Linked DNA regions of Homo sapiens: regions 1 and 3 are each linked to region 2. Evidence: chromatin contacts called from ENCODE Hi-C or POLR2A ChIA-PET data. All regions are on one chromosome and are shown on one strand. The core of a region is the stretch at or near the end of the contact, and the rest is flanking DNA. Distances in the headings are between cores, read along the strand shown. Region 1 overlaps MYO5A (myosin VA). Region 2 holds the start of MAPK6 (mitogen-activated protein kinase 6). Region 3 holds the start of MYO5A (myosin VA).

The links. A loop is a pair of places that touch in the nucleus more often than their neighbours do. ChIA-PET counts read pairs that join two places held with the same protein, here RNA polymerase II (POLR2A). Pooled maps may share reads with other maps.
Region 1: a pooled map shows a loop between it and region 2 (3-fold over the local background). The contact joins the enhancer-like site here to the promoter of MAPK6 in region 2. A Hi-C loop is called at or near these places in 5 of 37 single-sample maps with no recorded cell type and 10 of 50 pooled maps.
Region 3: a loop to region 2 is called in a map of heart left ventricle, with 4 times the contacts of the local background. The contact joins the promoter of MYO5A here to the promoter of MAPK6 in region 2. A Hi-C loop is called at or near these places in 1 of 168 maps with a recorded cell type or tissue (heart left ventricle) and 6 of 50 pooled maps. POLR2A ChIA-PET finds 5 or more read pairs at or near these places in 1 of 52 experiments (IMR-90).

What each region holds. Positions count from the first base shown.
Region 1 is chr15:52,464,779-52,468,238 of GRCh38, forward strand. The region is part of intron 1 of MYO5A (myosin VA); the gene reads right to left. Among named protein-coding and RNA genes, the nearest start is that of MYO5A, 62 kb to the right of the region's middle. RefSeq lists enhancers at 985-1,740, 1,385-1,674. Within about 2 kb of position 1,518, at least 10 of the 41 ENCODE cell types and tissues checked have a DNase peak (open chromatin) inside an H3K27ac peak, as active enhancers do.
Region 2 is chr15:52,017,876-52,021,087 of GRCh38, forward strand. It overlaps MAPK6 (mitogen-activated protein kinase 6), which reads left to right and starts at 1,344. Exons shown (of 6, transcript NM_002748.4): 1 at 1,344-1,501. It overlaps MAPK6-DT (MAPK6 divergent transcript), which reads right to left and starts at 1,220. Exons shown (of 2, transcript NR_156732.1): 1 at 824-1,220. RefSeq lists enhancers at 945-1,014, 2,355-2,404 and silencers at 1,185-1,294, 1,595-2,104.
Region 3 is chr15:52,526,883-52,530,129 of GRCh38, forward strand. MYO5A (myosin VA) reads right to left here and starts at 1,998. Exons shown (of 42, transcript NM_001382347.1): 1 at 1,898-1,998. The coding sequence starts at 1,924. RefSeq lists a silencer at 1,648-2,527.

The sequences.
Region 1 (3,460 bases), core at 268-2,767, 450 kb after region 2:
TGACCAGATGTTTCCAACACCCTAGTTCTAATCAGCAGTCTTTTAATCATAAACAAAAGCACATCTTGTACAACTCCTGCTTATGATTAGTCGTTTTCCTAGTTATGTATATATGACTGTCACTCACATTTAGCCTGTAGACAGGATTTATCTAATATACACATAATTGCTTCCAAAATGTCATCCATATTAGGCAAATAGAGACTGTATTGGCCACACTGGGAGTCAGCTTTACCTAAGGGCAGGGGCAAGGAGGGACATTTCACTGGTATTACCTCATTAATGATGAGCACTAGAAGGGAGATTCTTGACCTGGAAACAGCAGCCTTGGTAGTAAGGTCAGGGCAAGATTATTACGGAATTCTATAATGAGCTGGCTTTGAGAGGGCAAATGAGTAGGCCATCTTGCTGCTGGCTGAGACACCTTAAGCAAAAAAGCCCTGTTGGCCTGCATCTTTAAGTGGAAGTGTTAAACTTTGGGCTGCATGATGCTTTCTTATTAACTCCTCCCATGATCCCCTATCCTTGCCCCTTTTATTAAGTGTCCTTTTAGCTTAATTTTAGCCGAGAAAAGCAGCTATGAAAGTTGATCTAGGTTTTATAATTTTGAAAGAATGGTTGGTATAAAATATTTTTCAGAAAAATAAAAAACTTCTGGGTGCCAAAATACATCATAAACAAACCCAAAATACAGGGTGACCAAAAATATATTTGTAAAAAAGCAAAGTCCCTTAATGTATAAAGAACTTTTGCCTGTAGTCCCAGCTACTTGGGAGGCTAGGGCAGGAGGATTGCTTGAATTCAGGAATTCGAAAGTATAGTGCGCTATGATCATGCCACTGCACTCCAGCCTGAGCAACAGAGCAAGACCCTGTCTCTAGAAAATAAATAGAATAAATTTAAAAAGACTTTTAAAAAGAACTCTTACAAATCATTAAGAAAAAGATACATCTTGAGATTTTTTTCGCCCAAGATGGCTGACTAGAGGCTTTTCTAGCACACTTCATAAACTCAGAAGAACCAAAATAGTGTGTAGACAATCATACTTTGAACATATTATCCATGATAATATGTTTGACATGAAAAGCAATGAGTCCAACAGAAAAGCAAAAAGAAACTCCAAAATCTGAGAAGAAGGAAGGTAGGTAGCCCGTATGGCCAGGACCGGCCAAAAACCAGGAGTGAATCCCCAATATGGAAAAGGGTACATATCTCTCTGTGGTCCACTTTCCCACTAGGGAATCGAGCAATCCAGACCACAGGAAAGTACCTTGCCCCTTCTAAGCCCTAGATCTAACATGCGGAGCAGCCAGGAGACTGTGAGAAGGAACTGCTTGAGGAAGTATCCCAGGCATTCCTTCAGACTGGACACCTACAGCAGGACCCTATTCTCTTTCCTAGCTCTTACTTAGCAAGCTGCACCTCACACGCCTGGGAGCTAGCCACAGCAGCAGCAGTCTTTGGCAGTAGAGAGACTCAGGCTGGGGCTTGGGGAACTGAAACCTGTGGGAGGGGCTCCCACAGCCAGAACTGAGAAATGAGTGTGGTATGGGCTCCAGCTGCTGGTGCTGAAACTGGGCTCCCCCCAACCCCACCCATGGACCAGAGGAGGAGAAGTGCCAGAGAGGTGTAGTATTGAGCTGCACAGTGACTCCTATAGCCCAAGACTGCACTGCAGACGAGAAGCAAACTGTAGTGACTAAGTGAACAGCCAGACTGGCTAACATAGTTGAGATGGGGGCATGAACCTTGCCAAGACTGGGGTGTAAGAGGGAAGCAGGTCCCATGTCTGCCAGCCAAGGCTGTGAAGCTAGAACCACCCTCCCTTCCCAGGCTGAGACATCAGCATAACAGTGGTCAGCCCTAACCCAGGTATTTTACCAGAGGCCTAAATCAGGGTAGGTAGCCACTCCCATCAGGGTAGGTGGTCTGAGTGCAGGCCTAGCTAACTTAGCTCCATTCCAGCTTTGCCCCCCACTCCAAGATAGGGTGCAGGATCCAGGCCCCTGGGGGTTCCATGGCCCAATCCACCTTCTGGGACAGCCTGAAGAGCCCACTGCAACAATTAACACAAGAGCACAGCACTTGAGAAAGAGAAGAGCTTCTCACAACTACTGCCCCTATCACCCATGACATCACAGCTGCACAGGAGGTTGTGTGTCTGCTCACTGCCTGGTACGCCACTACAACCAGCATTCAAGAAAGCTACCGCATTAAGGCTATGTATATCCAAGGAAATCATACAAAGTCTTTGTCACTTCATGCAGACAAATGGCCCTACCCAATCAGCATCATAGTCACATCTTCAGATACACAGAAATCAACATATAGGAAGTATGAAAAAGCAAGGTATTATGGCGCCCTCAAAGGAACAAAATAATTATTTGGCAATAGATCCTAAGCAGAACAAAAATCCTTGAAATGTCGATAAATAATTCAAAGTATTGATTTTAAAGAAGCTCAATGAGATGCAAGAGAAATCTGCAAACTAATATAAAGAAAATCAGAAAATCAATTTAGGATGCACATGAGGAATTTACAGGAGACAGATTTCAAAAACAAACAGAAATTCTGGGTCTGAAAAATTATTGAAGGAATTACAAAATACATTTGAAATGCTTCAAAAATAGACTAGACTAAGCAGAAAAAAAGAATCTCAAAACTTGAAGACAAGTCTTTTGAAATAACATAATCAGACAAAAGTGAGGAAAAAAGAATGAATAAAGACATCAAGATATTAGGGTCTACATAAGGCAACCAAGCTTACGAATTATTGGTATTCTCAAGGAGGAAGAAAATGCAAAAAGTTCTGAAAACCTATTTAAGGAAATAATTGATGAAAATTTCCCAAGTCAAGAAAGAGATTTAGACATCCAGCTACAGGAGGCCCAGCAATCCCCAGGAAAATAAACTGCAAAAAAAACTTCACCACAGCATATTATCATCAGACTGTCTAAAGTCAAAGTGAAGGAAAAAAATTTTAAATCGGCAAGAGAAAAGCACACTTAGTTGCCTATAAAGGAAACCCCATCAGACTAATGGCACACTTCTCAGCAGAACTCTCACAGGCCAGAAGAGAATGGGATGGCATTTTCAAAGTGATGAAAGAAAAAAGAAAAACCTAGCAGCCAATAATTTTATGTCCAGCAAGATTAAGCTTCATAAAACAAAACCTCACATATCAGCGAATTAATAAGAAAAAGATAAACAACCTAGTAGCAAATAGGCAAAAGAAAAAAACAGGTAGCGAACAGAAGCACCATTTAAAAAGTTAAACAAAGAAAAGATGGACCAGGTGCAGTGGCTCATGTCTGTAATCCCAGCACTTTGAGAAGCTGAGGCATGAGGATTGCTTGAGCCTAGGAGTTGGAGACCAGCCTGGGCAATACAGTGAGACCTCATCTCTAGACAAAATTGTCCCAACTATTCGGGAGGATCACCCGAGCTGGGAAGGCAGAGG
Region 2 (3,212 bases), core at 94-2,593:
GAAGCTGGAAATTCTGCGGTTGGAACAAGTCTCCCCTTTCTCTTGGTTTTTTTCACTCATTACCTCTTCTTCACACCTGGTACTCAGCTGACGTTGTTTTAAATATTAAAAAATATAAAGCATTCAAGCTCACCCCAACCACTTAACTTCATTACTCTGTGATTTTTTTTTTTGAGACAGAGTTTCGCCCTTTCGCCCAGGCTGGAGTGTCCTGGCGCGATCTCGGCTCACTGCAACCCCCCGCGGGGTTCAAGCTATTCTCCTGCCTCAGCCTCCCGAGTAGCTGGGATTACAGGTGTGAGCCACCACACCCGGCTACTTTTTGTATTTTTAGTGGAGACGGGGCTTTCACCATGTTGGCCATGCTGGTCTCGAACTCCTGGCCTCAGGTGATCTGCCCGTCTCGGCCTCCCAAAGTGCTAGGATTACAGGCGTGAACCACCACGCCTGGCCCTTTGTGATCTTTTTGAAGTGGTCTTTGCCTCTTTCTTGAAGATGCCCATAATAATGACTAGAAGGGCTATTCTATGTCTGGTTCTCAGCAAGATGGTGATGAAGTCATTGAAAAAATATGCTGACCTGCGTCTCTAATTTCATAAATACTTAAATTTCACATAAACACTGAAAAGGCTCCTTGGACTCAATAAGCCATGATAAGTAATGTAAGTTTGCTTTTAGCCAAGTGGGCCCAAGAAGGCACCCATCCACCTTTCTACGTTTCATAGTGCATCCCTTCCCAAATTCAAATTGTCCTATCCCAGTTCCTGCAACAAGCCAGGTACTCTGGCCTCCCAGTCTTTGCTCACAGAAACACCCTCCCCACCTCCTGGTTATATCCGCTCCTCCGGGATCCAGCTGAAAGGCCACCTTGGCGACCACTCCTGAAAGCCTTCCTCCATACTCTGGCAGAATGAATGACCTTAGTATTGGCCTCTAACGCGTCTGTCTTGTGCTCGGGCTGTCGCCTTCCAGCCAATCCATCTTAAGGTCCACCCTTCCTGGAGACTGAGGCCTCTTCCTCTCGGATTGCCCAGTGCCTTGCACGTAGTAGGTGCTTAGTAAACGCTGGCACTGGGTTTGGTCACTTTGTTCCCTTAATGCCAGGGCAGGTAGTAGAGCAAACGGCCCCAGCTGTCTTCCTCCCTGCCCGCCCGCAGGCAAAGCCCCCAGGAGACGCCGGACGAGCCGCGTGCCTTTCCCACCGCCTCCGCGGCGCGCGCAGCCCAGTCACGGGCGCTGGAAATTCCGGCGCGTGCGGGTGCGCTGGGCAGGGCGGGGGCGGGAGAACCCGTGGAGTGAGCCTGTGACGTGAGGGGGCGTGGCACCGCGAAGCCCCGCCCCCTCTTCCTCGCCCTCTCTCGCGGGTCGGGGTTACATGGCGGCGACTGCGGCAAAGCGAGAGCCTCGGAGACGCCGCTGCCGCCAGCACAGCCGGAGACCTGAGCCGACACTGGGGGCAGTCCGCGAGCCCCGCACTCTCTCGATGAGTCGGAGAAGTCCCGTGAGTGTGTGTGTGTACGTGTGCGGGGTGCGCCGGCGGGGCGGCTCGGGAGGGCGCCGCGGCGGGCCCGGCGGCGGCGGCGGCGGCGGCGACGGCGGAGCCGGCTCCCTCCTCCATTGTGTGTGACCCTCCGGCGGCTGCCGCTCAACAAAGGCGTTTTTGTTCGGTCTGCCGCCCGCCCCCTGCTCGCCCGCCTGCCCGCCCGCTCGGGCCTGGCCGGCGCGTCCCCGCGCGGGCGGGCGGGCGGCGGGCTGGGGTCCCCGCGTGGGGCCGGCCAGGCGGCCAGCGCGCCCCTCCCACCCGGCACGCCCCTCGCCGGTCGCCCTGCCAGGCCGCGCCCGCTCCCTGGCCCCGCACGCCTGCTGCCGTCCCGCCGCCTGCGCCTGGCTCCGCGGGTTCGAAACCCAGCCGGACCGGACCGGAGGGCGGGCGAGCGAGGGGCGGCGGCCCGGGGAACATGAGGTGGCGTGGAGTCTCGCCTTACTGGCACGCTGCCTTTCGAAATGCTCCCGCGTCTCCTCCCCCATCCCACCCGGTGACTCGGCCTCAGCTGACTCCGGCCGGGCAAAGTCTCCAGTGGCGTAGCGCGCAGCGCTCACCCGGCTCGTCTCAGAGCCCTGAAGTCCGCCCAAGTTTTGAGTCTTGCCATGAATGAGGTACTGAAAACTCGGAGACGAAATTCCTAATTTCCTCCCTCGGCCCTACAGTCTTTCCTTAGCTTCTTTCGGGACCTTAAGTGGTGGTCTGTAAAAGTGCCCAAATGAAAGCTTGTTTTGTCGGTTCACCAAAAAGGGCCTTGTCACTTTGCTGTGCATTTTAGTCCGCCTTGTGAGTTGTGTCGAAAAGTAAAGGTGTTTTGGCATCCTTTTGTTTCTTGGCGAGTGTAGGACCCAACCGGTTTAGGTGTTAGGGGGATCTCTGTGCAGCGGGAGCTTCTTGATTCCTTTCCTGTTTTATTTTTTCTTTTGCTTGTTCATTGGAAAAGGTCCAGTGAAAGGGACTGGTGAGTTGGAATTAGAAGCCTACTTGTATTAACGGCAGAATTCGTGTTCATTGCTAAAGATGCAGTCTCAGTAATGACTTTTTTTTTTTTAACGGATACAGATGATTTGTCAAGGGGAAAAATTAACACGCCATACAATGAAGAGCAAGCAGCTTCAGAGTAATTTTCTGATGGCTGATTCTTCTAGCCTGTCTCTTACAGTTCCAATTGCACATGTCCTCCCTCTTTAACGCTGGAAAACTGAGATGGAAAGAATGATCTGACCAGAAGAATGTAGGGTCCAAACAGGGCCTGGCCCTGAAATCAGGAATTTCTTCATAGAAATATCAGATTTTAATGTTTAAAAAATAATTTTGAATTGGGTGAAAGGAACTTTGTCTTTAGATAGTAGTTGTTCAAACATGTTTATGAAGTGTTTGCTATGTGCCAGGGATTGTAAAGTCATTTCACATATGTTACATCATTTATTAAGAATTGCCTTAAGCTTGTAAAATTATTCATTGATGTCCTGAATTCAGTAATTGCAGTTAATCTAGAAAATATGCCAGATTTGAGCAGAACATATTTGATCACCTAGGTATTACTGTTGAGAAGAAAACACTGGAAAATGGAGACTATTTTAGAAAAAACTTCGTATATGAGGATATTCTGGAATTCATTTATTTGCAAAAGAGGATTAGAAGTAGTCGTTGGCTACTTTCTGTTATT
Region 3 (3,247 bases), core at 748-3,247, 510 kb after region 2:
CTATTAGGTGACTCAAAGATGACTGCTCACCATATAGAACGGAGGGTGTCCAATCTTTTGGCTTCCCTGGGCCACACTGGAAGAAGAATTTTCTTTGGCCACACATAAAATACACTAATGATAAATGATGAGCTAAAAAAAAAATTGCAAAAAAAACACAACAACCCATGTTTTAAGAAAGTTTATGAATTTGTGTTGGGGCACATTCAAAGCCGTCCTGGGCCCACATGCGGCCCATGGGCTGCGGGTTGGACAAACTTGATGTAGAAGTGGAGGGGATGGGCTACACAAAGTAACCAAGGAATGTTTACAGACTGATTATCTCTTCATGTGAAAATGATTTTGATATTTCTTAATATCGACCTCATAAGTTCCTTATGAGGATTATGAGTTCATATTTTTAAAACGCTTAAAACAGTACCTGGCACATAGCAAGCACCATATTAAGTGTTTAAGTTACTTTTAATCAGTTTCCAATTGCATTCGTTCATATGTTAGAGATCTACAATGCCTAAAGAAATTACCAGGTTGAGAGAGAAGTTCCAACTGTACAGTCGTTAAATCTAAAACTAGAAAGAAAGAGGTCTCAGACAATGTTTCATGCAAGCTCATTTCATGGTTGAAGAAATTAATCATATATCTCATATTTGCAGAGAAATTCATAGGTTACAAAAAGCTTTCACAACGATTATTAAGTTTGATTCTCACAACAGCTTGTAAGGGATGCAAGGCAAGTATAATTAACTGCATTTACTCATTAGGAAATCGAACCAGAGATGTTAAGTGACTTGTCCAAGGTCACAGTTAGTAAGTCCCGGCTTGAATCCAGGTCTCTTGATGCCCAGTCTTCTTTCCTCTACAAAACACACTGCAACTTGGGCCCTGGACTTCAGTGACATTTGGAAACAATGATTCCAGTGATTACAGGACCCTAAATGAAAGTTCTGTTGCAAAAGCTAATGTGAAAAGGCAACTCTATTAACTGCATGTAGAAGTAATCAATATCTGGCAAAATATCTACCTACACATGAGTGTACAGTATAAAATGCCATGATTACATATATTCACAAAGGTCATCACAAATCTGCGCAGCACTCAAGTGACAGTTCTCCATAATATGTCATTCAGAGATCGCCAGACCCTGAGTATATTGATGTCAGTCTAAGAAAAGACTGCCACTTCCCTTAAACCAAACCCAGAAGGGAAAGGCTTGCCCCAGAGGATGGTAAAGACATGGAGCCTAACAAGGCTCTGCGGGATTACACGCAGGTTGCAAACTCCCAGCGATAAATGAGTACCGACCCTCCCAGCCGGTGAATCAGCTCGCGTTCATCCGGCAGCATCTTTCCCCGGGGCTCGCCACCCCCAGCGCAGCTAAACTGGGGAGCTAAAGGTGATACGGCCACCGTTTGCAGGATTCAAAATAACCTCACAGAAAGGCTAGCTGGCGGTAGAAGCGGCACTGCATACCAACACAAGACGTTATTTTAAGCGCGTGTCCCCACGAGAGAACCCATCCGATCTACTGGAGCAAGCATCTCCCACCCGCCGGGAATTTTCCAAAGCCAAGCAGGAGGGGAGGCACGCCCGCCCTGCTAAATCCACATGGGCCCCCTTTCCACTCCGAAGCCCGCTCTGCCCCCAGCTCGAGCAGCGCGGCAGGGGCCTGGGAGACCCCCGAGGCGGGCCACCTTCCGCCGCCTTCACCATCTCGCCCGAAAGAGGAAGGTGCCGCAGCGGGCGACCGGCTGGTAGGGCCGAGGGTTCTGAGGCGCTGAAGGGGATGGCGCTGGTGGGGCTCGCCTGGGCCCGGCGCTCCCGCCCCCTCCCCAGCCTGACAGCTGGCGGCGAGGGCCGCACAGCCCCAGTCCTCGACGCCGGCCGCGGGGTGCCTTACCTTTGTGTAGAGCTCCGACGCAGCCATGGCGGGCCCCGCGCGCCTACGCCCCCCGCCTGTGCGGAGGCCGCACCTCGCCTGGGCGGCCGCCCGAGCGGACTAGGAAGCGCCCGCAGCCGCCGGCAGGGAGCAGGGCAGGGCAGGGCCGGGCGGGGAGGGCCGCGCGGGGCGGGGCGGGGCGGGGCGCCTCAGGCGCTGGCCGCCCGCAGGGGCCTCGCCATCACTCCCGGGCTCGCCGCGAGCAGCCGCGAGCGCTCCACCTGCCCGGGGTCCTAGGGGTCGCCGCCGCCGCCGCAGCCACTTCGGCGGCCCGCGATGCTGCCTCCGCTGCCGCCGCCGCCACCGCCGCCGCCCTGTGCATTATGGGAGCGGGAGGAGGCTGCGCTCCAGCGCTGCCACCGCGGCTGCTCTGGGCTCTCTCGGGCTCACGCTGCCTCCCATCGGCTACGAGCACAGAGCATCATCATCATCAGCCTGCCAGCCGGCCCCGCCGCCGCCTCGCGCCCTGCCGAGGCCCGGAAACCCGCCCGGGACGTGAGCCCCGAGGGCGCGGCACACCCCGGGCGCCCCCACCCCGAAGCGAGCCCGGGGCCCTCTGCTGCGGAGCCTAGCTCCCGCGGTAGCGCAGCCATGGCACGGGCTGTTACTGTGTCCGAATAAACGATGGGAGCCTCCAGGCTGCTCCTCCCGTCCTTCCAAGCATTCCTAGGGAGAGGATTTAGGGGAAGCCCTCTTGAAAGACTGTAGAATAACCCAGGACTGTAGAAGAGCCTTGTCAGCAGCAGTGACCCGGGAGATGGGCAATGCAGGACCGGGAATTTCAGGTTAAGGTTGATCACCAAGGTCATTCCGAGCACCTCGATGTCTGCAGCAAAGTCGTCTCCCGATACCAGAGGGCAAGGGCCGCTTCTAAGCTACAGAAACTTAAGTGACTTTGAAACGAGATAGCCCGGGGACAGCCCAGGTGCCTCTTTCCTAGACCTGTGCGTTTGCGGAGATGCAACTACCCTTCTGTCCCAGCCTTCTTCCCGTCCTGTTCGCTGCTGGTGATTGTCGGCTCCATGGTGGCACCTGAAGTTTATCCGGTTGCCACCTGAAAATGACGGAGTACTTACATGGAAAATCTGTATTACAGTTTAACTCAACATCAAAAGGGCAAAGCCGCCCTCACTCTCCTCACGGTGATCCTTGAACATCCAGCACAAGAATGTGGTCTTTCTACTCCCAACCCTGCGCTGTCTTCATCCTCTATCTTCTCCCCACCCTCATTGTCGTTTCTGGTTGAATAATCTTCATTCTTTATTGTTGTCGTTGTTGTTGTTGCTGTTTTTGTTTGTTTAATCCCTGCCT